Linked DNA regions of Homo sapiens: regions 1, 2 and 3 are each linked to region 4. A link is a loop called in an ENCODE intact Hi-C map of the cell type or tissue named here. Cell type or tissue: gastrocnemius medialis. All regions are shown on one strand. Region 1 overlaps PRKN (parkin RBR E3 ubiquitin protein ligase). Region 2 overlaps PRKN (parkin RBR E3 ubiquitin protein ligase). Region 3 overlaps PRKN (parkin RBR E3 ubiquitin protein ligase). Region 4 overlaps PRKN (parkin RBR E3 ubiquitin protein ligase).

The links. Hi-C counts contacts between places; a loop is a spot of excess contacts. Peaks named below come from ENCODE experiments on the same cell type or tissue, not always from the same donor. Only the 100,000 strongest peaks of a DNase experiment are listed, where the experiment ranks them.
Region 1: it touches region 4 in a loop (18-fold over the local background); 12 of 110 quality-filtered maps call a loop at or near these places.
Region 2: it touches region 4 in a loop (4-fold over the local background); 3 of 110 quality-filtered maps call a loop at or near these places.
Region 3: it touches region 4 in a loop (6-fold over the local background); 22 of 110 quality-filtered maps call a loop at or near these places.

What each region holds. Positions count from the first base shown.
Region 1 is chr6:161,495,627-161,503,626 of GRCh38, forward strand. All of the region lies in intron 9 of PRKN (parkin RBR E3 ubiquitin protein ligase), which reads right to left. Among named protein-coding and RNA genes, the nearest start is that of AGPAT4, 230 kb to the left of the region's middle. RefSeq lists an enhancer at 2,688-3,189. In gastrocnemius medialis, a CTCF peak has its summit at 3,029 (motif pointing left); a DNase peak (open chromatin) is centred at 2,925.
Region 2 is chr6:161,440,748-161,448,747 of GRCh38, forward strand. All of the region lies in intron 9 of PRKN (parkin RBR E3 ubiquitin protein ligase), which reads right to left. It overlaps LOC124901456 (a long non-coding RNA gene), which reads left to right. Exons shown (of 3, transcript XR_007059861.1): 2 at 4,270-8,000. Among named protein-coding and RNA genes, the nearest start is that of AGPAT4, 170 kb to the left of the region's middle. RefSeq lists a silencer at 1,436-1,636 and enhancers at 2,973-3,479, 3,480-3,984. In gastrocnemius medialis, no CTCF peak of the experiment used is centred here; DNase peaks (open chromatin) are centred at 3,934 and 4,854; H3K4me3 peaks cover 370 bases; H3K27ac peaks cover 1,993 bases.
Region 3 is chr6:161,693,065-161,701,064 of GRCh38, forward strand. All of the region lies in intron 7 of PRKN (parkin RBR E3 ubiquitin protein ligase), which reads right to left. Among named protein-coding and RNA genes, the nearest start is that of AGPAT4, 420 kb to the left of the region's middle. In gastrocnemius medialis, no CTCF peak of the experiment used is centred here; no DNase peak of the experiment used is centred here.
Region 4 is chr6:161,389,273-161,397,272 of GRCh38, forward strand. All of the region lies in intron 9 of PRKN (parkin RBR E3 ubiquitin protein ligase), which reads right to left. Among named protein-coding and RNA genes, the nearest start is that of AGPAT4, 120 kb to the left of the region's middle. In gastrocnemius medialis, a CTCF peak has its summit at 4,728 (motif pointing right); a DNase peak (open chromatin) is centred at 4,790; H3K4me3 peaks cover 316 bases; H3K27ac peaks cover 301 bases.

The sequences.
Region 1 (8,000 bases), 110 kb after region 4:
GAGCACGCTCAAGGGACAGCAGAGCCACAGACGGGAGCTTCTGTTTCCTTACCACAGAGCCAGCCATGGGGACCATGTCCTGAGAGAAAGAGGTTCCTGTTTTGTTCACACAACTATTGTTCATCTATGACAAGCACGGTCATCTTCATTTACTTTCATCATTTCTAGAATCTAATTCCGTGCTCTCTTGGTGGGGTTAGACCCAACTCTTCCTTCAGGTCTCAGTGAAGCTTTATTTCAGCAGGGAGGCCTTTCTAATGTTCTGAAGACTAGGTTACAGCCCTCACTCCATACTACCATGGCACCCTGAGCTTCCCCTTTCTCAGCATCCGTGCACAGGGTTATTTAATGTTGGTGTTCGTTCTAGACCTCTGTGTCATGGGGGCATGCTGTGACCATCTTCTGGGCACTTGGCACAGTGCTTAGCACATAGAAGTGCCAAACATTTGTTCAAAGAATAAATGTAATTAAGAGGCTTAACATGTAAGTGATGTGCTCTTGCCCTTCCCGGTTTGATGGGAATACAGAATCTCTTTAGATTTTCCTGGTTCCTGTTAGAGAGCATCAGAATGACAGTGCACACAGGCAAGGCTAGCTGGGAGGATCGAGTGGCCTGAGTGTCATGGGTTGAGTTGTATCCCTTACAAAGATATGCTGATGTCCTAACACCCAGTACCTTGGAATGAGATCTTCTTTGGAAATAGTGTCATTGTGGATGTAATTAGTCAAGGTAAGGTGTATTAGTCTGGTCTCATGCTGCTAATAAAGACATACTCGACACTGGGTAATTTATAAAGGAAAGAGATTTAACTGACTCACAGTTCCACATGGCTGGGGAGGCCTCACAATCATGGCGGAAGGCCAATGAGGAGCAAAGGCACGTCTTACGTGGTGGCAGGCAAGAGAGCATGTGCAGGGGACCTCCCCTTTATAAAACCATCAGATCTTGTGAGACTTATTCACTACCACAAGGACAGTATGGGGAAAGCCACCCCCATGATTCAATTATCTCCACCTGGCCCAGCCCTTGATCTGTGGGGATTATTACAATTTAAGGGATATTTGGGTGGGGACACAGCCAAACCATATCATAAGGTCATACCAAAGTAGGTTGGCTCTAACTGAAACATGGCTGGCATCCTCAGAAGAAGAGGAGGGAGACACAGCAAGAAGGTGGCCATGAGATGATGGGAGCAGAGACTGGAGTGACACAGCCACAAGCCAAGGATTGCTGGCAAACACCAGAAGCCAGAAGATGCAAGGAGGGATTCTTCCCCATGGGTTTCAGAGGAACATGACCTTGGAGGCACCTTGATTTCAGACTTCTGGCCTCCAGAACCGTGAGACAACACATTTCTGCTGTTCTACGCCACCCGGCTTGTGGCACTTTATAATGGCAGCCCTAGGAGCAAATACATCAAGGCAGAAAACCCGTCACAAACCTGCTGGCATGCCCGTTCCTCCTGGCTACGACTCCACAGCCTGTTCCCAGGGGTCAGCCCACAGGCCAGGGCCAGGCGGCATTGCTGGCTAGTGGCCTGCAGGAGGGGCACTTATCAGTACTTCCTCACTCCCAACATGAAAAGTCAGGTAAAGAAGTACAGGAAGCTCTGCCAAGGAGTGGAAGGGATTTGTACCTCCTTAGGACAACTTCCCAGGTAAGGGCGAGTGGAGGACAGGGTGTCCCCACTACAGGAAGAAAGAGAGACATCATCATTCAGCTCTCACAGACATTCCTCCTTCAAAACAGACCCTCTGGCAAAGGTTATCCTTTAAAGAAAAAAAAGTTCTTGCTCCTCTGTCTTGAACTGGGAATAAATTAGGAGAGATAAGAGACAGATATTACTCCTTTTTAAAACTCTGTATTCCCATTGAAAAGAGTCAAGGGTACAATTCTCAAGTCTGTGTGTGTGCACAGTGCTTACATGTCTCTCTCTCTCTCTCTCTCTCTCACACACACACACACACACACCATATCCCACTTACAGACTGAATACTTTGCACCACAAAGTATTTTCAGCTGCTCTTCTCGCTCCTTTCCCTTTCAATTCAGAAGGCTAACTCTAGCTCAATTATCTCTTCCTTTTGACAGAATTCACATCAAATGCAAACAAGATGAGACCAGGATTCTGCCTGGTTCTGTTGCCAAGGTGGGTGGGAAGTCGGCAGCAGGGATCAGTAGCTGTAGCTGCTTCAGCCTTTGTTGAGGCTAACTCTCCTCCCAAGGTGTCTCAAATAGAAAGGCTTGTTCCTGATGCTTTCCAATTATTTTCACTTCAAAGAAATACTTTAATATATTTAGTTCAAATTGCATGATGGTAATTATGCTTCTAAATCTGATCAAATGACGGGAGAGAGGAAACCTTTGCTTCCATGAGGGGATATTTGTTCTTCAATAGATGGGTCTAATTTTCCACAGTGGGAGGACTCACAAGCACTGAGACTGGCTTTTTTCATTAGTTATTTATAAAGCTCTTATTAGATTGGTTAAATTCACATGTGGGAAAAAAGACAAATTATTGTTAATCAATTTCTAACCTATACTATTCATAATTTAGCTGATAGAAACCTCTGCTCACCAAGGGGATTTTTATTCAGGCTGCAAATCAGTATCATGTTATAGAGTGTATTAATTAATAAATGGAATATTTAGCTTTTTATAATTAGTGTTTGTATTTATTACATTTGTTATGTTACTCCTCTCCTCAACGATCCCATTATAATTCCTATTCCTCAGTAAATAAAAGCTCACTCTCTGGTTTGGAATTCAAGCCTCCTCCCAACACACCACATGACCCCGCCGTGCCAGCCATTCACACTGCTCACAGGGTCTTCAGCTCCCTTCTCCCTGAGAGCTTGTGGGAAGGGTGTGCTGTCCTAACCCAGTTAGATGTCGTCAAATGCCTTGTTTGGCCAATGAAATGTGGGTGGCAATGACATGTGTAACTTGAGGCCAGAGCCTTTAATTTCTGGCACTCAACTCTCCATCCCTCCCACCATCCTGCTTCCTGAAGGAAGGGCTCCACCTGCCGACCCTGATGGAGAACGAGGTCACATCAGTCTCCCTGCCAACCCTATTGGACAGGCCTTACGCGTGAGAAACAAACCTTTGTTGTTTCAAACCACTGAAATGTTGAAGTTGTTTGTTACTGCAACAGACTTTAGTCTGTGCTGACTAATACATCCAGGATATTCTTTGGGAATTCTAGCGGCTACATTCTATTTTTCAAGTGAAATATGCTTTGGAACACCTATACATAATAAAAGCAGAGATGGTCATGTTGAAGAGTGAGATGGGGTGAGTGTGTGTGTATGGGGATGGGGGAGGATTGAGATTCTTCTTTATCTTCTACTGAAGCCCCCGATGCTTTGCAACCTCCGCACATTTCTCAGAACTCAGGCTGAAACCCTGTGATCTAGTCCAAACCAACCTTCCCAGCTAGGGTTTCGTTCAAAGGTCACAACTGGTGGCTTGTGAGCAGGGTCTGGACACACACACACACACATTTTTTTTTTTTTTTTGGCTCACAGAGTGCTTGAAAAGAATCTAAGACAACATTTACAGATTGGGAGATCAACGTAAAAGATGCATCCTAAACTTCCCTTGCTAAAGTGAAGAATGAGGACACCCTGGGCCTCCACTCCTTCCCTTCAGTTGCTATTTGTCATTACACATAAATGTCTGTTGCATATAGGGAAATATTTCTGTCCCATGTCTCTATCAAAAGTGGGAAAGGGCTGTGTTTTTCTAAAAGTAAGAGAAAGAGTGTATTTCTTTGTGGAGTGCATAATTCTCCTAAGTATGAAAGTGAAAAGCTAAGATCAGTGTTTCCCACCCCTCATTTCTCTCGTTCATGTCACCTGTTGCTTCTTATTGGCTTTGGAATGTGGGACCTCTCTTCTAGCCTCTTGCATCTACCTCTATGGTTTGACTTCTGAAAATGTGGTCCCTGGTCCACCTGGATCCAAGTTAGCTGAGTTGCTCGTGAAAAATGCAGATTGCAGGTTTCATTTCAGACCTACTGGATTCGAGGTGGTGGTGGTTTCTGCATTTTCCATAAGTAACCCTTTCCCTTGACAATTCTTAGGCACAATTAATCTTGAGAATTACTGCTCTGTGGCTGAGGTCATCATATATTCAGAACCAAGTTCTACGAATGGGTAAAGAATTTTTATTCTCTTCTAGCTTTGAAAGACCCTTCAGAAGGTAGAATTTGGATGCCAAAATGCTATGATTTCTGAAATGGTGTCCAGGAATAATACAATGAATTATTTGAAACCGCAGCTGTTCCCAAGATTACAGATAAACTGAACACCAAGTTGTCTTCTGAATGCTGCCCTCACTCTCCTCCTTCCCCACTTTTGTTCATGCAGTGTCTTTGCCAAAAGTCCTTCGGCCATGTTTCCTTACAAAATCTCACGCATCTTTAAGGTGCAGTTGAAATGTTAATGAAAATCAATGCATCCTTACTATTATCTAAAGTCAGTTGTGTCAAAACTTTTAGAATTTTTCATTTTTCAATAGAGATTATTTTTAAAGACAGTTTAATTTCACGGCAAAATTGAGCAGAGTACAGAGAGCTCCCCTCTCCCCTCTCCCCTATACATGCACAGCCTCCCCCACTATCAGTGTTCCCCACAAGAGTGGTACATTTGTTATAAATGCAAAATGTACATTGACACATCATCACCCAAAGTCCTCAGTTTACATGAGGTTCACTCCTGGTGCTGTACTTCCTATGGGTTTGGACAAATGTATAACATTTATCCACCTCTGCAGTATTATACAAAAGAGTTTCATGGTCCTGAAAACCCTCAGTGCTCCACATACTCATCCTTTCCTCCCCAAACCCCTGACAATCATGGATCTTTTTACTGTGTCCAGAGTTTTGCCTTTTCTAGAATATCATATAGCTGAAACCACACAGTATGTAGTCTTTTCAGATTGGCATCTTTCACTGGTAATATGCACTTAAGGTTCCTCTATGTCTTCCCATGGCTTGACAGTACGTTTCTTTTTAGCATGGAATAATATCTCACTGTCTGGAAGTACCAGTTTATTTATCCATTCATCGACTGAAGGACACCTTGGTTGCTTCCCAGATTTGTCAATTATGAATAAATCTGCTGTCAATATCTGTATGAAGGTTTAGTTGTATACATAAGTTTTCAACTAATTCAAGTAAATACCAAGAAGCATGTTTGCTAGATCATATGGTAAGCGTATGTTTAGTTTAGTTTTTTTTTTTCTTTTTTTTTTTTTTTTTGAGACCAAGTCTCCCTCTGTCGCCCGGGCTGGAGTGCAATGGCGCAATCTTGGCTCACTGCAACCTCCGCCTCCTGGGTTCAAGCGATTCTCCTGCCTCAGACTCCCAAGTAGCTGGGACTACTGGTACTCGCCACCATGCCTGGCTAATTTTTGTATTTTTAGTAGAGACGGGGTTTCACCATATTGCCAGGCTAGTCTCGAACTCCTGACCTCGTGATCTGCCTGCCTCAACCTCCCAAGCGCTGGGATTACAGGCAAGAGCCATTGTGCCCGGCTGTGTTTAGTTTTCTAAGAAACTGCCAGACTGTCTTCCAAAGAGACTGTACCATTTTGCATTCCCACCAACAGTGAATGAGAGTTCCTGGAGCTCCACATCCTCCCCAGCATCTGGTGGCATCCATGTTTTGGGTTTTGGCCATTTTAGTAGGTGTGTAGAGGTATCTCATTGTTTTAATTTGCAAATGCCAAATGACATATGATGTTGAACATCTTTTCATATGCTTTTTTGCATCTGTATATCTTTTTTCGGTGAGGTTTCTGTTCAGCTCTTTTGCCCATTTTTAATCTTGTTGATAGTTTTCTTACTGTCAATTTTGAAAAGTTCTTTGTATATTTTGGTAATAGTCCCTTTATCCGATAGGTCTTTTGCAATATTTTCTCCCAGACTGTTGAATGCTTTTTTTTTAATGGTTGGTCTGTTTCCAGGAATCAGAAATCAGGCTTCACACCCAGCCCAGATGTTCAAGTGGTTGTTTGACTTGTCTGCCATCTGCAACTGTCTCTCTTCTGCTTTGTACTCCACGCCTCTCAGATGCTGGAGAAACTGGTCATTTGTTCTCTATAGCATCTCACATTGTGAATTTGTACAAGGCTCAGTGGCTTCTTGAGCCATGGGTTGTGTGGGTCTATAAACCAAACAGACAGGCCTTGGACAGACAGGGGTTTCCTTCAGGCAGCACAGCCTCAGCCACAGCAGCATCCTGAGGCTGAGGATGTAACACCAAGATATGAAGATATAACCCTACGTTTCTAAGATGCGGCTGTTCTGGGGGAAGATATAACACTACGTTTCTAAGATGCGCTGTCAGTGAGTGACATGAGAGAGAAAGTCTGCATGTCTTAGTTATCAGCCATGTGAGAAGGAATACCTGGATCACTGAATCATCTGGGCATAAAAGCTTTTTTATGAGTTGTGTTAAAAACTGCTTTTTGTGGATCACATGAAGCAACTCTGAAATGCATTATCCTGATCATCATTGTTGCTAATCATGTCCATTTTGGGCCATGCACTGCACATGCTTATCATTAGTCAATTGATTAAGTTTGCACTCTTTGGGAGAGGCACTACTCCTATCCCTATGTTATAGCTGAGGACGCTGAGACATAAAGAGATTAAGACGCTGTCAACCAAGCCAATAACAATATTTTCTCTAAGCTCATGAACAATGTTTGGCTGTGCAGAAAACCAATGACATCAAAAGGAGAGCTTCTAGAAGTAAACATGACTGATGGTAAAGGACCCCTTCTAACCAACCCTGGGAAATTAGCAAGGTTTCCCAGCACCCCAAGCTACTTGCCTTCCCACCCCTTCTCTTCTGAAGCAACATCCCGACTCTGGAATCCATTCCCACATTTAAAAAATGGGATAATGTGAGCTGTCATTTATGTGCATTGACTGGTAGGGATGAGGATAGTAAGAGTATCCTGAAGGAGGGGACCAGTAACAAGCAGGGAAGAGAGAAATGGGGGATTTGGGAGTAGCAACCTCTGGAGTACCAGTGCATTTATGGAAAGATAATAGTTAGAACACAGTGTTATCGGCTAGGACTAATGATGGTGGAGCAGTGTCGGTGAGGGTATGAGGTGGCTCTGATCCATGCTCTACGGTGAATGTGTGGGAAGGACAGGTGTGGAATGGTTATAAGTACATGCTCTGGAGTAGAAGGCTCTGGATTAAAAACCTGACTCCACAGCTTAGTAGGTGCGTAACCCTGGGGATGTCGCTTAATTGCTTTAACCTTCACTTTCTTCATTTTAATTGTAGGAGGAGAACAGCACTTACTTCATGCATTTGTGGCAAGGATTGAGTTAGATGATACATATCCAATGTTAAGCACCATGTCTGATAGAAACTTCTTAATATGTTGGAAATCTTACTATTTTATGGTTGATGAACGAATGGTTCTAGTGACTTTCAGGGTATGTCTTCTGGCCCAAGGCTAACAGCAGGTGTGTATTATAAAGGCAAACTGATCTCCCATGTAGAGGGAGGAGATGGGATCTGGAAGGCCTGGGTGCTACTTGTAATACTAGATTGACTAAAAGGAGGGTAGAACGGGAGGGGGCTGCTGCTGTACCGTAGAGTCTTGATGAATTTATGGCTGTCATTCTGAAGATTTTAATCTTGTCTGAACAAGTCATAAAAAAGTCTTTTATACAATAGCCAAGACTCATGAACTTCTGTTTGCTGCACACTGTGCTCTTTCTGTGGGTTATTCAGGTCATTCTCACCACAAATATATGGGATAAGTACCATTTTCATCCTAAATAACCTCTGCCACTAAATAACCTTTGCCCCCACTGCACTAAGACTTTTACATGTTTTAACTCACTTAATGGCTGCAACGGCCCCAGGAGGTAGATACTTATTAATTACCCTCATTTAACAGAGGTTTATGGAGGTGAGGGACTGGACTGAGGGGGCTATGGGGGCGACCTAGTCTAGCTGGGT
Region 2 (8,000 bases), 51 kb after region 4:
TCCTGAGAGCTCCCTGACATCATTCAGGACTGAAGGTAGAAAGTAGAATGGCCCTGGGTTTTCTGAGGGTTCTTTATTTGTCTTCGAGAATATTAAAGACCAGCATCTCTCCAGAATACAAATAAGAGTCTAATGTGATAAGAGGCTGAACTGAAGGTGTCCCTAGAAAATTTAAGACTAAAATGTCAGCTGAAAGACAAAGAGAAAGATGGGATTGTTCTTGCAAAATCTCATTGGTAAAGAGAGAGAGGATTTTCCTAACAAAAATGTTCTGAACTACAAGCATCTCAGAGGGATTTTTGAATTTTGGCCAGCTAAACACCATCAGGGGTTCTGGGGGGTTAGTCAAATAAAGTCAGAAAGGGCCTATCTGCGGCACAAAACACAGCACAGCCAAAGCTGTGGCCACCGCAGGAGGAGCAGGAGAGAACCTGGTGAGGAGCAAGAAAGAGCAGCTCAGCTCTGCGGAGAAGCATGGTGCTCAGCCATCACTGCTCGAGCGTGAAGAGAAGCGCAGTCCATGGCAGTTTGGGATGTGGTTGGAAGCTCTGCATCACAGTTCACATACTTACTAATTTTGTTGATTTGTGAGCTACAGAAAGAGTCTGGGGTCCTGTCCAGGTGCGGTGGTTCATGCCTACAATCCCAGCACTTTGGGAGGCCAAGGCGGGCGGATCACTTGAGGTCAGGAGTTTGAAACCAGCCTGGCCAACGTGGTGAAACCCCGTATCTACTAAAAATACAAAAATTTGCTGGGCGTGGTGGCACGTGCCTGTGATCCCAGCTACTCGGGAGGCCAAGGCAGGAGAATCACTTGAACCTGGGAGGTGGAGGTTGCAGTGAGCTGAGATCATGCCACTGCACTCCAGCCTGGGCAACAGAGCAAGACTCTGTCTCTTAAAAAAAAAAAAAAAAAAAAAAAAAGGATCTGAGGATCTGGGGTCCTGAGAGCTCCAGTTCTTCCCCGCAGTTCCCAGAGCTGCTCCTGCTGATACAGGTTCTGCTGCCAAGGCATCCCAGGGGCCTCAGGGTCCCAGGAAGGGCCAAGGCTGCAGCTGCCACCTGCCTGGGGGCTCCTCGGCCATCCGGCATCTTCCCTCCCTCCATCCCTGGCCTGCTGTTCTGAGTCTCTGAGAAGAGCGTCTGGCGGCTGGCAAAGGGGCTACCATGGAGGAATGGTCTTCAGGAAGTGGATAAAGCTGGCCCTGCCTCATGCCAATCAGCCCAGCAAGCAGGGAGGACATCGCCAATGAGTTTCTGGTTTTCACTTCAGAAGTTATAGAGACGATGTAAGATGAAATACTGTTCAGTGGGCTAATGCAGCCACACGAGTGAGTTTTATTTTCATCCCTACTTTAATAAACATACATGTGCCAAGCTGGCTCTGAATTATTTAAAATTACAGCAGTCAGAAGAGAGACCTTCTCAAAGTCTGTCAGAAAGATTTTTAATCATCTTTAAGTAAACTTCAATTTCTCTGAAATTGAAGGAGAATTATTTCTCCACTTCAAAAGTCAGTACAGAGCCATTGAAGGGGCTTTCCACCTCCTACGATAAGTAAAAACATAAAATGATTAGCACAAAAAATACACCATGAAATGAGTTTAAAGTCCTTAATCTTGAAGGCTAGATTTAAGACACTATTCTTACTGTCCACAAACAGGTTTACTTTAGTGATCATAACAAATGGCTTTTATTCAGAACCATTACTCAGTATGATTTTAAAATCTCGGGCTTCATCTTTTGGATAATTCACATGACCTTCTCCTTAGTGGGCGAGTACAAGAAGGCACTGAATAGCGTGCCGTTCCGCACCACCAAGCGGAAGGGCAGCACTGCTTGTATCTAAGGTGGCGACCTGGACCAAGGGTGGCCTTCGCTGTCTTGGACTGGACGGGCTGGACTCCCAGCTGAAGGTGGCTTGGAATTTAGCTGTTCCTTCGGGGCCCCGCTTACACACCAACACCCATGAATGCTTTTCAACGAAGTTGCTAGAATGCAGCCGTGGAGACGAACAGCTTACCGAGAGCCTCTGCCAGGAAGCAAAAGAGAGGTTCTCTTCCCTTTCATTTTGGACATCGTAACAACTAAACATAACATTTATATCACTATCTGTCAGCAGTTTAACATAAACCCTCTCACTTACTGCCAATGTGTCCACGCTGCTCCTCAGGCAAGCCATTCTCCCCAGTGCACAGATGAGGAAATCGGGGCTCTGAGAGGTTAACTGACCTGCTCGAGGTGAAGAAAATGAGTAGGGATTAGAATCAGGGAGCGAGGCCGGGCGCGGTGGCTCATGCTTGTAATACCAGCACTTTGGGAGGCCAAGGCGGGTGGATCACCTGAGGTCGGGAGTTCGAGGCCAGCCTGACCAACATGGAAAAACCCCATCTCTACTAAAAATACAAAATTAGCTGGGTGTGGTGGTGGTGCATGCCTGTAATCCCAGCTACTTGGGAGGCTGAGGCAGGAGAATTGCTTGAACCTGGGAGGCAGAGGTTGCAGTGAGCCAAGATTATACCACTGCACTCCAGCCTGGGTGACAGAGCAAGACTCCGTCTCAAAAAAAAAAAAAAAAAATCAGGGAGTGAAGTTCCTCCAACACGCGTGGTCTTATACTATGTCACTGTGACTTACCACATGCCCTGCATGGGGCGGGGGAACTGGCGTGCATTGCCTAAATCAAGCGCAGGAGTTTGATGGTACCACGAAGCGCCACAGGGTGTGGGAGCCTGAGAGGTACTCACGCAATGCCCGCTGGAAGATAAGTTCATTGTCGCACAGACTTTGTAACATTGTAAGGAAAGAAGCCTGACAGTAGTTTTACAAATCACACCATATAAATTATTAATGGTAAATAGATAACCCAGAGTGGACAGTACATACTGCAATTTATAAGAACAATCAGTTTTTTTAAATGGTCATAACCATTTAAAAAAAAAGAAAAAAAGAGAAAGAAATCCTCCGCAGTCATTAGTTCAGTCAGTTTTACCTTTGGTAGAAACAAGTGTGCTTCAGCTGCTAATATTACTCCTGCCTAAACTGATGCCCCGGTAGGCAGAGCCAAGGGGTTAATGGAAAGAGTGGAGCACGCTGAGCATTTTGCCATCACAGATGCCTCTCTAAACGTCTCTAGCTCAAGTAATAACGGAGCTGCCTAATTGCAGTCATTAAGGAGCCTGTGACTTTAAATGACAAAGGTAGAGATGCTGGCATCAGCAGCCTGTTAGCATTTAATTTACATGAAATTCGATTCAGTGTGCACGAACTAACTAGGAGGCGCCAGGCTTAGGCCTTAGGCAGACAAAGAGCAAAAGTGTGGGAGGCTGGGTGGGGCCGGTGAGCTCTGGAGCTTCTGGCTCCTGGACTGGGGGACTGGGAATCGGCCAGGCCAGGCCCAGCGGGTGGGAGCTGCAGATACCACTTCTCCAGGACCCATCCCAGGGCAGCTTCATGGGATGGGCCTGGCTGAGTGAGCTTCCTAAGGAAATCCTCTTGCCTGGAAGAGGCTCCCAATCATCTGTCAACTTGTCTTTCCTATTTAGCAAACGATTGAGATTCTCTTCCTTAAAGACACATTCTCTGATGAACAGAATGTGCTCTGTAATGGGTTTAGCCAAAGCATCCCCACCACCTTCCTCCAGGAATGTGTATGTCTGTGTGAAGTCCTCAAGGTCATTAGATCTCATGAATTTACTCCGGCATTTCCATTTCCATGCATGCTTTTTCCATTTAGACTAAACTAGCGCTTGGGGTGCTTGCCATGCTCCAAGAAGTCCCTGCAGCCCCTGGTTAGTGGGAGACGCAGAGCAGGCATTCAGTCAGCAAATATTAATTGACGTGGTGAGGTTGTGCTCTGAAAAGCTGAGTTCCTCCTGAGAGGCTAATTCACTGTGCTCAGCCTGTCTGCGGGTAGCGAGGGCTCCTGAGTAACAGCGAGCTTTGCACGAGCGCTACCGCGTGGCGGTGGAAACATTTGTTCCCCTTGATGAATGAAACGGCACTCTTGACATGCTGTACGGACAGAATCTTTACATGTCGTTTATTTTGCATTTCAAATGCTTTGAAAAAAGCCTTCCCGTGGTTTTGGCCAGAGGTATTTGTTATCAGTTTAATAGATTTATTCCTGTTTTGCTAAGGTATGTAATAGTTATTTATTTTTAAAAAAAGCCAGTACCTCTCCAGTCTTCATTTTCATTTATCCTTAGCATGGTCTTTTCTAAAAAGGGCATTTGGCACAATATCTTTTTTTGTTTTTTTAATCTCTAGGTAACCAACCCCTGCCTACATTTTACTCTGGATTCCAAGAGTAGACTGGGCTTCAGGGACCAGATGCCAGGGCTGGCACATCTGCCTAAAACCCATAATTCTTGAACTTGACGTGCTCAGCCTCTCCAAAGCCGCGGCGCTGACACAGCTCCCCCTGCACGAGTGTACAGCAGTCAGACAGGAACGGGGAGAGGGGGCTCAACTTTCTGACGGCCACTTAGAGGCTGCCTGACCACAAAGACAGGACTGTAAAACATAGACCGCATGTGACCTGCTGGTGCTCGGCACTGACCCAGGGGAGGAGGGCCACTTGGGCTGGAATGCAGTTGCTGGGGGCTCATGAGGGGCTCAGTGGTGCCCCTGGCCACCGAGTCAAGCAGCGTAGATTGATCAGAGGAGCTGAGAGCTGAGGCCCACCCTCCCCTTTCTCCTACACATGGACACCTCTGAGTGGAATAAGGGAAGACTGTCCTTTCTCCAAGCTTGAAGGAAGATGACTGTGACTCTTTTCCTGGACTTCAAGGCATCGAAGTGTCAGCTGGCTGCCATCCCAGCGTCTGACAGGGCAGCAGGAGAAAGAGGCCACCTGTATCATCCACCCGTGCTGCAGCTGAATGGGATCGGTGCAGCATGATAGAGGCCAGCTGCCCCGCACCAGGTCTGCGTGTCACAGGGCAGAGTGCATGGTCTCCCTTCACGTGCGGGGCCAGGTGACTGCACAGAGTGATGAGCTGGGCCCACTTTCCTGCTATTGGCCGCCAGCAAAGAATACAAGGGGTTTCCCTTCCCTTCCCTTCCCTTCCCTTCCCTTCCCTTCCCTATCGACAGCCTTGCAGGGTGGTGGTTTCCTTTGCCCGGAGAGTTCAGAGGCCTTAGTTCTGGAAAGCCTCCTGTGGGGAGATGGAGTGGCGGGGATAGGGACCAGAGCAGAGAGGGCAGCAGCATAAACAAAGAGGAGAGGCAAACTGTTTGAGCCCAGGAGTTTGAGACCAGCCTGGGCAACATGGTGAAACCCTGTCTCTATAAAAAATATAAAACTTAGCTGGGTGTGGTGGCACATGCCTATGGTCCCAGGTATCTGGAGCATGGGGTGGTGGTGGGGTGGTGGGAGGATCATCTGAGCCTGGGGAGGTCGAGGCCACAGTAAGCTAGGATTGTATCACTGCACTCCAGCCTTGGCAACAGAGAGAGATCTTATCTCAGAACAAAACAAAAAAATTGGAGAAGGGATTTCTCTGATTTCTCCCTTTGGGAAGGGAGGCTTGGAGGCTGCCTGGGGCTGAGCAGGGAGCACCATGCTTGTAGGCCTTTGGGGAGGTTTCGAGGTCCAAGTGTGACTTAGAGGAACTGGGAGATGCCAGCAGACACTGAGACCCAAAGGGGCCTGGCTTGGGACCTATGCAGCTGTGGGAGGGGAAAGGCCCTCCCCGCTACCAGATGCAGACTCTGGTGCCCTGAAGCCTGGCGTCTGAGCCAGATCTGACTTTGTGTAGAAGCATAAAAGGAGTAGGATGTTTGTGATGGCTGAGCGTCATGGAGGAATTCATACCTGTTCCTGGAGCAATCTATTTTTAACCTTGTTAACCTGAACTGTACTTTAAGATTGAAACTAAATGCAGCCTCTTTTCTACCCATGATTTATTAGACCTCCCCTTTCTATCAAATTAAAGCTCTGCACAAACGAAACAATTCATCCTCATCTAATTTATAACCATCCTCCCACACTAGGAATATGGAGCCAGGAATGAGGGAGGTTCACGTGGGAGGTGGCAACTGCAGAACAGACAGCTCTTTGGATTTCTTTAAATTGCCATTTAATTCCATCCATCAACCCATTTTTCTGCTGTATACATAGAAAAGGACAACAGCCACTCCCTCAACCAAATATCCCTACATTCAGTTAAAAGCTACTCTGTACCCCAGGACATGGGAGCAGCTCCTATCCTTCCCAGGTGAAAAAGTGGGCTTTTTTTCCCCCTTAAGGCTAAATAGGATTTCTTTTCTGTTAGCTATGGGTAGGTGACTTCTTAATGATCTTTAAGGAAAGAAGTCAATACAAGGAAAATATCCTTTTTTAATCCCATTTTCCTTCTCACCCCACACTGAGCGTTACTATAGCAACATCTTTCCTGCTACTAGGACAGTTAAGTCCCCCTGTGAAGTTAACCGAAAGCTGCTTTTTCACTCAGAGAATGGGCTGCTGTTCATTGACCAGCTTTTCCTGCGTGTCTAAATTCTTCGGTTCTCTCTGACATGCTCAATCTAGGGTTTCCCGCGGCTAAACCCTAAAATTCACTTCGAAACTCCTAACAGCAGAATTCCCCAAACCTTTTCAGAACTGAACTCATTAGAAATGAATTTACATTTTGATTTAGTTATAAATAACTTTTCTTCTGTGTATTGGTTTAAGTTTAGAAAAGGCCCCCTGTAAAGAAGACAAGTTGGAGAATAATCTCCCATATTCCTCTGCCATCCTTTCTTTCCTTCCTTTCCTTGAGATGGAGTCTCTCTCTGTCGCCCAGGCTGGAGTGCAGTGGAGTGATCTCAGCTCACTGCAACCTCCGCCTCCCGGGTTCAAGCGATGCTCCTGCCTCAGCCTCCCGAGTAGCTGGGACTACAGGCATGCACCACCATGCCTGGCTAATTTTTTGTATTTTTAGTAGACACAGCGTTTCACCGTGTAAGCTAGGATGGTCTCGATCTCCTGACCTCATGATCAGCCCGCCTCGGCCTCCCAATGTGCTGGGATTACAGGTATGAGCCACCGTGGCTGGCCTCCTTTTTCTTTTAAACACATACATACATATATGTAAAAACAAAAGAAAATTTCAGGACCTTCCAAATTTCACAGGCCTAGAGGAAAGTTAAGCCCTGGAAATGGAGTTGTGAGAGCAGGCTGTTTTTTCTCTCTGGTGCGTGACCACTGCTTCCTGATTTTTGTGTTGAGATCTTAGACCTTAACCAGACTTATAGCCTTCATTCAAACCAGACTGAATGATGTGGGAGGTAGGGACCTTGGTCATTGTTATCTCTTTATAATAAAATGCTAAGCAACCCCCTTAGAGTGAAGTCAACAGTAGCCAATCAAATCTTACATCTGTGTGTTAGCCGTTGTATGGAAAACACCGTGATTCTGTTCAGCGCCTCCCTTTTGCCTCCATAAAAGATCTTCACTTTTCCCCACACCGTAATATTTCACTGGATTCTTGGAATATCAGAAATTCATCATTCTTTGGTGTCTGCGTATCTCTGAATGGCCACTCCCATGCAGCCCTTGAATGAATTACTTAACTGGATCCTAAGCATTTTGATTATTTTAGATGGACATATACACATGCATATACACGTATGTGTACATACACATATGTAATGAAATTGTTCCAAAACACAGAAAATACAAAGACTAATGTAATCAGGACTCACATATCCACATCTTAGATTTAATGCTGATTTCGGGGGGCATTTTTGCTTCAAATTTGTAAAAAGCAAAGGTTACAGACATAAAGATCTTGCGATTCTCTTATCCCAGTTTCTTCCGTCTTTCTTCTCTTCTTTCTCTTTCTCTGTCCCCCGAGGTAGCATCTATGCTGACGTTCCCGTATATCTTTTCCATCCAAATATTTGCATTTTTGCTACACATTACGTGCAAGGCTTTTATCTGCTTCCTCCTAATTTGTGGGGGCAAGAGGCTAGACATCTCTGGCTGGAAAGGCACTCCCTGCAGATCTGGG
Region 3 (8,000 bases), 300 kb after region 4:
AAAAATATTTTTCTGATCATAAAAATAGATGTCTTTAGAATTAAAAAAACACATAAACATAAAAAGGAGATAATTTAAAAAGCTTATAAAACATAGAAGAAAAACTAGCCCTAAATATTTCTGAAAACCAATATAATGTCATTTTAAATGGCACACAGGGCAATACCAACATAGATCTCTTTGTTCGAAAGATAGATTTTTTCTGTCTTTTAATTTATCTAAAAATAAATCATGGTGTATTTTTTTCCCTCCATTCTTTACAGGAGTATGGGTGTTTTATCTTATCAGATTTCCTTCATGGGGAAAATGTATGTGACTTAGTCACCCAGCCAGGTGATGGTTGACTACAGGTGGACCAAGGAATGAAAGTTGGCAAGTTTGGGCACTTTTTTTATATTCAATTCTCAGGAAAGAGATACCCAAAATTATGTGTCTCTGCTGAACAATACATACAATTATGACCAGCAATAGGAGTTGTGGAGGCCATAGCTCTGGGGTTCAAAATGATCCTGAAATAAAGTATTAGAAACCCTCTCATTTCTTTCTAATATTGGAAAAGTCACATGTCTTTTAAAATTAACAACCACATTATCATGAGCAATTCTAATTTTCCCCAATGTAATCATCACGAAAACATTTGTGATTGACAGGTTTTCTACCCCAGATGTAAATTTTTGGAAATACTAATATACAATTACTTTTCATAATGGGTGCACAGCTACTAAATGATGTATGGCCAATTCCCAAAGTTTCAAATGGATAAATATTAGTCTAATGTGCTCAATCAATGCAGAGAAATAGCTCTAAGCCCTTTTCCTGCAAGGGAAAATATTTACCGTATATCACAGATAGATTGGCCACAGGCACTAAGCAGTGATGGAGAAGCCTAGAAATCCTTGTAAATGTCCTTGTACTTCAGTGAAGGACATCCTCAAAAGACAGAAAGGAAAAAGAAAAGAAAACTCTGAATGGTGTTACCTCAAGCATTCTCTAAAACACAGCACTTAGAATCAGACCTGCATCAGCACGTTGCTGCTTGACACACGAAAGCCCCTTTGCATTTAACAACAACACAACAAAGGTTACAGAGAACTTTTGATATCCTTCATTTACCAGATTATTTCTTCCATCCATAGTTTACAGCACTGAATTAGAGATTGTTAATAGTAATAATAATAAGAAAAAAAGATTTTGACCATGGACTATGATGTAACCCATCATAGTGGATCAACTGTATACTGAGTCTGACTAGAAAAAAATCAAAACAGTAAAATACCAATCAGATGCACTTCACATAATGTTGTCCTTTTAAATTTTGAATTGTGGTACAATATACATAACGTAAATACCCTTTGGGGTTTTTTTTTAAGCAATTAGGCACACAGTGTGCAATTTATAACTGCTATGAAATAACCCTACCCCTCTTTATTTGGGCAAAGGTCACTATGGATTTTTTTTTTAATTTTTAACTGTAGAAAAGGATGGAATTTCCCACCTTTCCTTAAATAAGAAATTCCAGACAATCACATCATGTCCATTACATCCCAATACTCGGTTTTGACTAAGAACTGGATGCACATCTATCTAACTGTCCAAATCCCTTTTTGGATTCTCAAATAGTGAATCTTCTTGGAATCAGTGGTTAAAGTTCCCACTTTTTCACCTGGACCGTATGGGTGACAGACTCCCTGTTTGCTAACATGAGGATGACAGTTACAGATTTCAATGCAAACTAAGGAAGAATTCTCAGCTGAGTTGTGCTGTGTAGAAAACAGAATTGGCAGCTTTGTGAAGTGGGGGCTCCCAGTACTTAGAAGTCCCGAACTGTGGCTTGACACTCACTGCGGGATCAGAATCTCCTGGTGGGCATTCACTAAACTCAGATGCCCAGACCTCATCATTAATTGTCCTCGGTGGGACCCAGGCATCGGCATTTCTTAAAAACCTCCCCAGGCAATTCCAATCTACATTGAAGCCTGCCAATCCCTGTGTAGTCACAGGCTACAGGCTCCCAGGTCAACCCAGGTGGCCTCTGACATCCCTACCAGCCCCAGGACTGTGGACTAGGACACGGTTTTGCCTAATGACTGATTATATCCTGCCTTGGTTAAGGGCAATAGAATTGAGAAGATTAGCACTGCCCCCAACTGGCTACAAAAGGAATGGAAAAGCTCAAAGGAAGAACCATGGAGGTAGAATATACCGGGAGCCAAGAAAATTGTTTTCAACTACCTGAAATGAGAGAGGTTCCTCTATAATGATGAACAAATGACAGAGAAAGCAGTTTTGATCTAATAATGTCCAGTCCAGGGGTAAATGGGGTTCTTCCGCTCCTAACACTTTTGTTGCTCTTTGCCCACTTCTTGGTGTACTAGTAACCACCCTATTGGGCACTCAGTGTCTTCCCAAATCCACATGTGTTCTCAGCAAAGGCCTGATCTCAGTTATTTACACCAGCAAAGTGAATGCAAGTTTACCTGGTAACCTCACTCAAAAGTGTTGCATTTTGAGCCTTAACTCCACAAAATGAAGAGTCTGAACCATTTTGAAAGGAACCTAAAGACAACTGAGAAGGCAAGGACATCTTTGTAGAGCAGAAGTCTTTTCCTGTAAGTCTGAGATCTTTCCATAGAAGCGGCTGCTAGAGGGAAAGATGAGAGACAGGGTGAGGATTAATGGGGACAAAACCCTGGAAGAGAAAGTTGGAAACGGTACAGTCAATCATGAGAGCACAGGACATTTACAGAGAAAAGAGTGAGGAGGTGTTTTTCAATTCCATAAAATAGAAAATAGGAAGAGTGAGCTTAGATCATAGCGTGATCAATTTTAAGCAAATAGACGATGAGAAATACTTTTCTGATTACATAGTGGACTGGGTGGCGGACAGAGGCTGAAGAAGTGTTTAAAAACAGGCCATGCATTCTCATATCTGCATAGAACATCCAAGCATTACATACGTCTCTCATTATTCCAAAGCATTACATACATCTCTCCTTAGAAGAGCGATGAAGCTATAGGACACAAGACCCAGTCCAGGATACAGCATGAAAGAGAAGATATTAAATAGCTAGCAGAGAGTCAGATGACAATCAGTAGATAAAAAGGGCTTGGAAATGGTAAGCATTATAGAATTTTGGAAAACCATTTTTTTCCCATAGTTAAGAGACCCCATTCTTCAAGGCCTTGATCCTGAATAAATGTCCTTTCAGGGTTGACACCCTATTTTTATGACTTAAAATATTTGGACGGGATATTTGGAAGTTTCTAAACTCTGCTGAACTAAAATCTGCTGAACAAATAAAGGGAAGAACTCTGTTTTGTACCATGTAATTTACTTAAATGCCCCACTACAGTGTAAAAGTAGACTAGACCATTCACTTCATGCCCTCAGGTTTTCAACATGCCAGATGTCCAGTTGAGGAACGTATCTAAATCTAAGGATATTCCTAAATTCTTCTGCAAAGTTTCAAGGCTATTGGTAATAACATATATTTAGTGGTCAACTTGGAGGCTAACGTTGGTCTTTCTATTTCTGTAACAGCTTGCACAGTATCATGCAGGCATACATGTGAGTCTAGATGTAGATCTAGACATATATAACCCAATCAGTGCATTTCAAGTATCTAATTCTACCCTCTTACAAAGTTTTATTTATTGTTAAGATTATTTCAGAAGCACCATAGATAGGAATATGTATGTTAAATTTAGCTAATTCATGCTATTCACACAAATGCACTACTACTTTGTGATTTTATTGTAAAAAATGATATTTGCATGCTCAGTCAGCCTCAGTACTAAGCATCCAACTTCCCGATTTGCTGATTTTTTGTAGGTAGAACTGTGCATGACTCAGAAACTAAAGAGAACATGTAAGCCCTACATTCTTTCATTGAAATGGTGATTGCCTGGATCACATGCACAGAGCCAGTATTCATTGCACATAATGTAGCTTCCCTGTTCTCAGTGTTCCCTGGATCTGGCAGCACCTCAGGGTCATTTAAACTACACAAACTTTTCAAGGATCCTGCACTTTCTGTCTGTGTGGCTCCGTGTGAAGTAGCCTGTTAGTCCCTTAGCAGCAAAGTATGAGTGGATCATAATATAGTATCTGAAATAAGGAAACTATAAGTGATTCTCCACTTGGGATGACACCTTTCTTGAAACTCATCCTCTGGTAATGTGGAATTTGAAGAGCTGATATTTGTAATCTCTAACTTTTAGGAGAGAAGGAAAGACAATGATATCATGGAATGCACACATTATAATATTTGCTGTGAATTACGTGCTTCCTATGAAAAGCTACAAAGATGAAGGCATCTCTTTCTCTATGTAGCAACTGTGCTCTAGCAGGCTGTTGCTTCAGTAAGAGCACTCTTTACTCACAGCCCCTGTACAACCTGGGCTCCTACAATAAAATATTCCAAATGTAAGCTTGCCCTCTCATAAAGTCCAACAAATTCAGTCTCTAGTCTCAACGTTCTTTATCTTTGTTGTTGGTTAATTTGCTCCTCTGAACTGATAGTATGTAAAACAGTATTCTTTCTCTCCCCAGGACTGAATAGCAGAATTAGAATGTCTCCCTGCCTCTCTTCTCTAATCTTGTAAGCCATTGGTAAGTTCAATATCTGTTTCAAACACATTGTCATTGACCATTATCCAGGAAAACTCAATTCACCATGACCTTTAAGTTGAAAATACTCTTTAATTAAACATCAAGGAGGGACAATTACTGAAAATCAATCCCTGGCATTTTCTAATTGTGGAACAATTTTTTAAATGTCAGGGTCCATGTTCATGTAGGCCATTTTACATTTTTATTTTTCATTTTTATTAGTTTTCCCTCAATTCTGTATTTATAGATTCATTACTCCCAACAATTACCCTTATAAAAGGTTCCAAGTGTTTCTTTTCATGTCTTGGATTAATGGGCCATAATTTCACACCTAACACTTTAGTAAAGAAACATGCTTACTTATAAAACATACAACATGGGTCAAAATCCAACAAAAGCTTCTAATATGAGACTAATTAAATTAAATTGTGATTAGATTGAAGGAGTGAATCAATTAAATAACAATGGCCTAAACTTCAAGTTACACTTAAAGATCTATATATTTAAAATGTCAACAACATGCAAAAAAAATCACACCAAATACAAATATGCAGACAGGCTACATGTAGCCAGAAGGATATAGTAGGATAATGGGCCTTACAGATCAACAAATTGGAGAATTTACAATGGAGAAAATAACACCAACACATAAAAATACTATACAAGTCAAGCAAAGGTAAATTATTCATCCATTGAAACAAATATTTATTCAGGATAATGCCTAGAGTCTAAATTTGTCTAAGAAACCACAGTAGTTAGAATAAATCCTAATTTGGAGAAATTGATCAACTGATTCTAAAGTTTATGTGGAAGGGCAAATGACTTAGAATATGTAAACTGTTTTTTTAAAAGGACAAATCTGAACAACTAACACTATCTGCTTTTAAGACTTATTAGAAATGTACAATTATCAGAATAATGTGGTATTGGTACAAACAGAATAGATCAAGACAAAAGGATAGAGAGTTCATAGATAGAACCTCACATATATGGACAATTGATTTTTTGACAGAAGTACAAAGGCAATTCTGTCAGGAGAAAACAGTATATTTAACAAGTAATGCTAACATAATTTGATATTCATATGCAAATAAACTTTGATTCCCACTGATTTGCACAAAATGAATAATAGATATAAAGGTAAAACACTAAACTATAAAAGTTCTAGCAGAAAACAGAAGAGAAAAGCATGATCCATAAAAGAACAAACTGACAAACTGGACTTCATCAAAGTGAAAAGATCTGCTCTTTGAAAGACACTATTAAAAGACTGAAACAGCAACCTTTACCTTGGGAGAAAATATTTTCATGTATCTGATAAAGGACATGTAACTAGAGTATAGAAATCACTCTAAAAACTCAATAATAAAAGTGTAATTAAGTAGTGGCAAAAGAGTTGAATGGATGCCTCACAAAAGAAGATACAAGGGTGGCAAATGAGCACATGAAAAGAGGCTCAACATCGTTAGTCATTAAGAGAATGCAAATTAAAACCACACCTATTAGAATAAAACCAAAATTTAAAACATGAAGCATATCAAGTGTTGAGAATGAGGTGGAGGAAATGGAACCCTGATTCACTGCTAGTGGGAAGGTACAATGGTACAACCACTTTGGAAAATAGAAACATACACTATCCAAATGGCCCAGTTATTCCACTCCTAAGTATTTACCCAATAGAAATTAAACCATATGTTCATAAAGTTGTAAATAGTCATAACAGTTTTATTTTTAATAGTTCCAAAGTGGAATGACCCAAACGTCCACCAACAGGTAAACGGATAACAAACTGTGAAATGTCTCCAAAAGAATGAATAAAAAGGAATGAACTATTCCATTGATAAGTTACAACATGGATAACCTTAATATAATCTATAATCTCAATACCGTGTATCTCAATATAATTAGGCTGAGTATAAAAAGCCAGACCTAATAAGAGTACAGGTTGTATTATTCTATTTATATAATAAAAATTTCAGGAAATGCAAAGTAATCTGCATTGACAACAAGCACAGTGGTTGCCTATGGATGGGGAAAGACAGGGTTGTGTCAGAGGAAGGGATTACAAAGGATGAGGAAACTCTTGGGGGTGATAGAGAAGTTCACCGTCCTGATGGTGAGGGTGGTTTCACCGATGTGTACATACAACAACATGTATCAGACTGTACACTTTCAACATGTGCAGTTACTTCAACTATTTCCAAATTACATAATCCTTTGTTTTTCCCTCCTGTCCATTATCTACAACTTTGAATTGGTTGGAGAGCTTTAGAAGCCTTTGTTGGACACTATTAGTGGCCTGCAGGGTCTGCAGTCATGGGTATTTCTAATCTTCCTTGACCTGCTTTGTCTTCCTTTGGTTCCCACCTTTGTTGCTGTTATAAGCCCTTTAATCACTGCACTACTAGATGCCATCTAGTAGGACACCATGTTCCCCATCTTTGAACATCTTTTCCATCTTCTTTTCCAATTGCAGTGCCTGTTTGGCCCTCGTTTACCTCCCCAGCTCTCCTTGGCTATACTAATTCCTCTTAATTCCTTCAACATACCCTACTTCACCTTGATTTGGGGTCTTCTTATTAGAAGTTCTCTATTTCTGGAAAACTTTCCTTCTAACCTCTTTGATCCTGGCTAATTCCTACTTATTCTTTAGGCCTCAGCTGCATGTTGTTTTCTTGGGAAAGTCCAATTATTTCTCCCACCAAAGTTTGGCTTCAGTGGCCCTGATAGAAGACCCTGAACTTCCCATCAGCACTTCTCCACTCAATTACATTGCCCTGTTTACTTACCAGTATTCCTCCAGGGCACAGGGTCACCTCAATTCAGATCTGATTAGGGACCTGATGTATATCAGGTAATGGGGTTAGCTGTTGGAGGCTACAACTTCCCCATTTCCTGGAGTAAATTTAAGGATATGTCCAACTAAAACCAAACCAAACATTTGTTTCCTGCCTGTGAGCACAACATAAGAAATTCAAACTAGGTGACCAACTGTCTTATTAAACTTCCATTTGTACCAAAAGCAACTTCTTACTGAGAGGACATTTTGGTCCTGAGAAATTCTTCCCTGTAGTGTTTTAGGATAAGGACATTTGGAATTTGAAATTGCAGTCTACTGTGTCATTTTCTCAAACCTGGTCTTATTACACTCTAGCCAAAGAAATATGAAATGAAGATCTGATCCAATTTGGGACCCCCAAAAGGAATTGTAATGAAGGTTATATTTCAAATTATGTAGGCTGGTTACATGGTCAGTATGTAGCAGCTGACTGCCTGGTGTTTTATTTTGTTTGTCTGTATAGATATAGCATATCTAAGAAAGACAACTTCATTTTATAGAGTTAGAAAAACAACCCTTGAGATTTATTAGGAAAGTCTTGTGCCAGTC
Region 4 (8,000 bases):
TCATCTGAAAAGTATTTTAATCTCAGGACATCAGAAACAAAAAGGAAAAGCATTTTATAAGGAAACAATCTCTTCAGAGATATGCCACAATTGATCTTCAAGCCATCACTTTTAGCATATTATATTCTTATTTCTTCTCACAGCAGAGAGACTGAACTCAAATTTAGTGAAATGTAAACTTTATTTAAAGGTTGGTGGGACAGCGTGTGTGCATCAGAACGTCCTTACACAAATCACCAACATTACCTGGTTTCAGCTTCTGACATCTTATTTTCTCTGAACTAAAAGCGAATTCACTGAATAGTGAGTTGAGTTCTAGGATTTTCTCCTATTTTTAAAAACATTTATCTGTTAATACTTGGGTCTGCCTCACACTCATTCCTCTGCTCTTACATGCTTTGTTGGAAAAATGTGGACGGGAGGCCCAATCATGGAGAACTGGCAATGGGGTCTCAGCCCACTGCTTTCTAGAGAAGCAAATCTTATCTGTTGGTGTGAAAGGGAAAACCGTTCACATCTTATTAGCTCGTGGATGAGATATAAAATCAGTTTCATGGTAGAGGAACACCCTGGAGGCTGATCAGTTTGTCAGAATAAATAGGCTTTTCCTGACACAAAGACATTAAATTCCCTTTCACACCAGTACTACAAAGAATGGACTATTGAGAAATAAGAGAAAGGGAAGAGCATATCAAATGAAAGCCTCCCCACTTTAGCATGGCAAAAGGCAAGCAAATGCTGCAGGAATATTCCGGTGATGACTTCACAGGGAGGCACTGGCTAATTTGCTTCTATTCAAAGTATAATTTAAATTTAGATCTATCATGCAGTGGTCCTTCCCAATTAAGTAACATGAATCTGTCTCATGTGCAATGTAGAAGGTCTGATTTGATCTTGAAAATGTTTGGGTTTTCAATTACATTATCCAGGACTCAAGACTCTCAACCTTCAGTTCTCACACTACGCACCAGAGTGCCCTGCGGTACTGTAACAAACTCACAGGGGTGCCTGGGATATTCTAGAATTTTAAGTAAAACACAGCATGGCTATTGAACACTATGTGATTTATTAACTCAAGGTAGTTCCCAGTGTTAATGTAGATTGTGCTATTTTCCTTTTGGTGACATTGTATCTTTGCAAAGGTGGGCTTTTGGAAGTTACCAGAATAGAAAACAAATACCATGTAAACATCCATTTGGAACAAAGATGTGATTTATTTATTTATTTATTTATTGAGACAGAGTCTTGCTCTGTTGCCCAGGCTGGAGTGCAGTGGCACCATCTCGGCTCACTGCAACCTCCGCCTCCCGGGTTCAAGCAATTCTCCCGTCTCAGCCTCCTGAGTAGCTGGGACTACAGGCGCCTGCCACCACGCCCGGCTAATTTTTGTATTTTTAGTAAAGACGGGATTTCACCATGTTGGTCAGGCTGGTCTTGAACTCCTGACCTCAGGTGATCCACCCGCCTCGGCCTCCCAAAGTGCTGGGATTACAGGCATGAGCCACCGTGCCTGGCCAAGACGTGATTATTTTTAAGAATAAAATAAAGCTAATTTTTCCTTCCATTTGTGTGAATTATCATTTCAGATAACTATTAAGTCGTTATGACATTAATTCTTACTATGCTACGTGGTACAAAACCTTTCATAACCACAACTGTTAGGCATTTCTTTTGGCCTAGAAATACCGTGAAAAATGTACTGAACCGCTAAGGGCATGGGGAACAGAATTCTGGGGAACTCTGGGTTAGGCAGATACAAAACTCCTTCTTAAGACAGTGTTCGGGCCAGTTTGCAAACACTTCCCATGGCATAGCTGTTTCTAGAGAAAAAGCTTGCCGGGGAAGAAAGCAGACCTAGCTCCAACATTTTCACATCCATTCTGCTGAGCTGCATGTCTCATATCTGGGGCGCCTGGATCCTTCTTTAACCAACCATGTAGAAGGCTGAAATTTACCCAGGGATTTGCTATTACTTAAAAATGGTCTTACATTTGCTGAGGCTCCCTTAAGCTGCATAATACCTCTCCAAACCTTATGAGTCAACATTAACCGAATGGAAGTTAGTATACCAGGAAACATGGAGTCCTGTTTATACCGTATACATTTTCAGGATTGTCTTCTCTTGTGGTGGATCTAACAAATGTGATCCATTTCCGTAGAGTTGTTTTTTTTTTTCGAGAAATTTTAAATGTCTTTAAACAATCATAAAATAATACATACTTATTTCATTGGCTCTCTAAAGTCTATTCCCTTATAGATTTGGTTAGAAGGCAATCAAACACATGGACTGTATTATAGTCCCTGTGACGAGAGTTTATGTATTAACTTGGCTAGGCTATGGTCCTCAGTTACTCAAGCAGACACTAATCTTGGTGTTTCTGTGAAGCTTTCTTGTAGATGTGACTAGGATCTATAATCAGTTTATTTTAAGTAAGAGAGATTATCCTAGATAACCTGAAGGGGGCTGATTCAATCTGTGGAAAGGCCTAAGAGCATAACTGAGCCTTCCCTGAGGAAGAAGAGATTTCACCTGTGGACAGCAGCGTCAGGCTGTGCTCAAGAGTTCCAGCCTGCCCTTCCTGATGGCCACTCTGTGGATTTAGGAGGTGCCTACCCAGCCCTGAAACCGTGTAAGCCACTTCCTTCCAGTAAATCTCTCCATATATCTGTGTATACACAGATATATAGATACAATGTGTGCCTGCATGTATATATATGTAGGGATATACACATATATATGCATATATGTGTGTATGTGTATGTATATTTGATATAAGCATCCTGCTGGTCTGGTCTCTCTGGTGAAGCTCTGGCTGATAAAGCTCCTATAGAAACAAATTATTTTTAATAGAGACGGGGTTTCACCGTCTTGGCCAAGCTGGTCTCGAACCCTGACCTCGTGATCCGCCTGCCTCGGCCTCCCAAAGTGCTGGGATTACAGGTGTGAACCACCAATACAAAAATTAGCTGGCATGGTGGCAGGCACCTGTAATCCCAGCTACTTGGGAGGCTGAGGCAGGAGAACCGTTTGAACCCTGGAGGCGGAGGTTGCAGTGAGCCAAGATTGTGCCATTGCACTCCAGCCTGGGTGACAGGGTGAGACTCTGTCTCCAAAAAAAAAGAAAAAGAAAAAATTTAACAAGGTCACTTTATTCCCAATCTTTTGCAAAAGAACTGATGTAATGAAAACTATTTAAACTTTCCCTGTTATTTGCAAAATTATAGTTCAAACCTCTCTCTCTCTCTCTCTCTCTCTCTCGCTATATATATATACATATATAAATTCCAGGTAGCCATATGGCAAATTCCTCTCAGAATTCAACACCAGGAGAAAGTTCACCACTTCCAACAGTGTGGTGGTTTCCTTTCATTTGACAATAAACATGGTCACCTAATACATTCTCCTTGGTATGTTTTCAAGCTTGAGAGCTTGGTGCCACACTTTTAACTTAATTCTAGTCATCAGCTTATCCTAAATGCCTAAAAGGAGGTATAGAATAAAAAAAAAAAGATTTAATAGAGGCTAAATTCAATAAGCCAATTTTTTTCTATTGCATAATAGCTAAACTATTCTTAACATTGAAGTCATATTTTTGTCTTGCAACTAATATGTGTTGAGTATTTACTTTTAGGATGAGTAAAATCTTGGCCCTAGGCAACATATAAAAGAATAGCACATTTTAATCTGTGAAATCGTGTACTAGATCTTTACATGTTTAAATACCAGATGTAGATTAGTGTTTAGAAGTGAACCCTTTGAGGTAGAGAGACCCGGAGTCTGAGGCCTCTTGGATCATTTATTATCTGTGTGATCCCAACATCTCTTTGCTTGAGCTTTTTTGCATCTACAAAGAAGAAATAATAAGATAAAGAATATTTAACACAGTTTCTGGTACACAGTAAACACAACAACACAACAAATAGTTTTCTCCATGGGGCTATGATGTTTAACAAGTGGTAAGAGTCTGTAGAAAAATAAGAGGGTAGTAAGCGCCTTGTTAATTAAAGCAGTTCCCAGTATACTGATAATAATGACTGTTATGTGAATCTCGGGTAAAACTGACACCTCCCCAGAAATGCCACACTTGTAAACTACTCATAAGACATAAGACTGCTGTCTAGAAAGGGATGAGGCCTCTCTTTGCTGGTATACATGCTGAGGTAAGTCACTGTCAGCCCCCTTAGACGCTCTGTACTACCAGAGAGCTATGTGAATGGCCCATCATGCCTCTCATTCAATATCATGTCAGTGCAGTAGTCATTTGATTGATGTTTGAGTTTGCTTTCCCATATTTCCATAATGAACACATTCAAAAGGGGCTGTATGTGTACTTTCTCTGTGGAAGCATGAAAAGGAAGCAAATGAACAGCTTCTAATGCAATCGGAATATTCCAGTGGCTGCTGATCAATCAGGTTGAGAGCCAGTAGGTACCTACAAGCAATGACCCTTAAAATAAGGCTTGATGATGATCTCTCTATGGAAGCCAAGATTTCTTTGTGCCTGTTTTCTATCATGGCTGCATCTATTATAAAAGCATTCTATTATGTGCATTTATTTTTCTTCCACGGCTCTGAAATTCTGTGTTAAAAGAATAGGAGAGAATCAAATACCATCTTAGGACCCCTTACTAGAGTCAAGGCAAACATCAAAGGCATGAAGCACACATTTGTACTTCTTTGGGAATAGATGAAATATTTTTCTTTTTGGTGTGTAGCTTTCCAGAAGATGGCAGCAGAGATACGTAAGTCCAGCCTCTGTAAAGGGAATCTATCAAGAGAGGAAGTCTCCCTATGAGTCACCAGCCGCTGATATATGCAAAACTCGTTCTGACAAGACAGTGCCACAGAACGGAGATGGTGTTAGATTATAATGCATTAAAACACAATTTTGAAAAGAAGAAAGTAAGGTTATTTCCTTTCAAGTACACAACATCTTAAAATCACAGACTCTCATGGTGTGAGGCAATCTTAAACTGTGCTAAGCTCCAAATGCAAACAGACGAAGACAGTGTTCTATGTGTGGTCTCCAAAGGGCTAAAAAGAAAGAATTTTCAGGAGGCTGGATACAGCTCTGTAGAGTACCCACGTTCCTTTGTCTTTCACAAATTCTGTACTAATCCCCAGGGATATTAAACAATGCCAATTAGTTTCCCACAAAATATTGTGACCTCCAACACCCTGCAGCCCTAGGCTTATTTTTGTTTTAGGTTTGCTCTTTGAACAGGTCCTTACTTTCTTTGGTTTAATTTCCATTCTTGCAAGCTCTGAAAAGATCCCCGAAAATCCCCTTTTCTTACACCAACATCTATCATCATGCGCGTGCACGTAACCATCCCATCTTTCAGTTGTGCAGTCTGCACTGACCCACTCACTATGAGTACCGTCTAGTAGGAAACTTTAGTACCACCTGTCTCAGAACTAGGGCCCCTCAGAGAAGATGAGTTCATGCAATGAGGAGAAAAGACCCACTGAGCTTACTTTCAACAGGCTGACCTCAGCACCTCACATTAAAAGATCCATGATAAGGTGGTCCTCCTGACAATGGTTCTGCTGGGAATTAACTATCCAGTCTATAATTACGGACAAAGACATTTACATTTACTTCCTACTCCAAAATAGTTTTGATTTTTACCATAACTTAAAGGGAAAATAAACTTAAAAATGTGTATTGGCCATTTATTTTTTTCTTTTCTTTAAGAGCGTTACTGAAATATCATTTGCAGAGTCATGGATTTTTAAAAAGTAGGTATTCTTTGAATGCAAAATATGTGCAGGTAGCACAGATTCAAAAGGTACATTGTGAAAAATGTCTCCTTTCCTCCTTGGTCAGCTACATAGCTTCCCAGAGACAATCACTGTCACCTGTTTGTATAGGTATTGTTCCAGAAATATGTTCTGCACTCAATCATCAATTTATGCTATTTTTAAACAAAAATACCCTATAAAACATTGTATAATGTGCTGTACTCTGCTTGTTGGTTTTTCGTTTAATGCATGCTACAGATGGCTGTCTATTAGCACACGGAGAGCTGCTCCATTCTTCCTGAACAGCCACACAATATTCCAGTGGATAGATGTGCCTTCGTTCATTTCACCAGCCCCTCCGATCAGCATTTAGGTCCTTCCAATATTTTGCCATGACAAACAAAGCTGCAGGGAATGTCCCGCTCTTCAGGTCATTTCACACATGTGAAAGGAAATCTGTAGCAGAAATTTCTAGACATGAAATAGCTGGGTCCAAGGGCATATGGACTTTCCATTTTGATTGCTTTCGCGAGCCTTGTCAGTCACAGGCTTAGCAGCAAGGTGGGTGGAAGCTGCTTCCCCAACACGCTGTGGTCTCAACCACCGCCTTTGTCAAGCTGCTTTAAAAGAATATCAAATACATCCCAGCACTTTTGCTAAGACCTTCTTTATACATGTTTTGTCACCACAGAGTTGTGTTCCTAGCCAAAGCAATTACTCTGACCACGTTTAAGTCTTGTCTACACAGCCAAAGCTGGGTCAGGAGTGGCCTGTGGTCAGGCTCACTCTGACTTTCCTCAGCTCAACACACATGGAGCTGGTCGTCTCATTCTGATGGGCCTGAATCTGGCCCGCCTGCCAGGAAAGGACTTGTAATGAATTTAAGCTCAGCGGCTTTAAACACAGACAGCCAACAAATTAGAGGTCCAGGTTAGAGAGAAAGAAACAGTGAATGGGGGAACGGCAGCTTCCCTCACTTGTGGCTGTGTCGTGAGCCTCAGCTTTGCAGACTTGGCTCTCAGTGACGCTTGCCAGGTGACCTGACTGCAGCAGTCTGCCAGAGGACAGGGGAAGCTGGGGTGGGAGTGCTGTATGCTCTCGGTCCCTAATCCCCCGCCTCTTTTCTTACTTTCTCTTTACTGTAACCATTTCTGAAAACAATTCCTATGGGGACAGTCCTTATCTTCCAAGGTCCCCAGCTCTGGCATTTGTGTCATGGCTTACCTTGTTCCCAAAGGCTAAGGTAGGACCTGGTTGCAAGCTGGAACTCTTGTTCAATGATATGTTCACACCATCCTGTTCATCTAAACAAACTTCTTGGCGGGCAAATTTCAATATCTAACTGAGAATTCCCTTTACCATCCTGCAAGGCCTGCCCAATTTTGCTTTAAAATGAGCATTTCTCAGACCTTATGGAGCAGTTGGCTCCTTCTAGAACTGGAGCACTGGTCACAGAGTATCAAATTCAATGCCACTTTCAAACATCGCCATTCATTAGTGGGCCCATTCAAATATTGCCATTAATTAGTGAACATGTTTGAATATGGCCATTCATTAGTAAAACGCACAGCATATGTCTTCTATAATTTTTAACTGGTCCCTAATCCTCGTGACCTTATCATTTACAATCTGCAGCAAGGCACTAGACTCTGTAGAAATGATTACGCTACGCCAGTAAAAATGTGAAATCCAAGCCATATGGCAATTTGAGCCCAATTTGTCCCATGTGCCTGTGGGTATCCTTATGCTCTCTAGCACAGCAGGGGAGGCGAAATGCTTTCCCTGAATACCTGGGCCCGCCCTGGGCAACTTGGGGCAAGGCCAGCTTTGGAAAGAGGCCTGAACATGTTTGGGGACACCCTGCCAGCACATCTTACAGACTTTTGTCTTTGGAGGTTTTGCAGCTCCTCAATGATCAATCAATCAATCAGTCAAAATGATACATTAACCCTTTATTGTATGTTGAGCAGTCTCATAGGTGCCCTGCAGGTATACCTGTTCTGGCCCCTTTCCCCTGCAGCCTCAGCCAAAATGATCAAGGTGTTTTCTTCCCAAGCCCTGTTTCTTACTCATACCTCTATTAAACTGTTTCACCCTCTATATGAAACTGTCTCCACCTATCTCCTCTTCTAAAGGGATAGGATTTGTATCTTATTCATCTTTGTCTTCCCAAGATCCAGGTGCTAGAACATAGTAGGTGATCAGTGTCTCTTTGTGGCAATCCAGGTGCTGGAGTCAAGTAGCTTACAGCTAA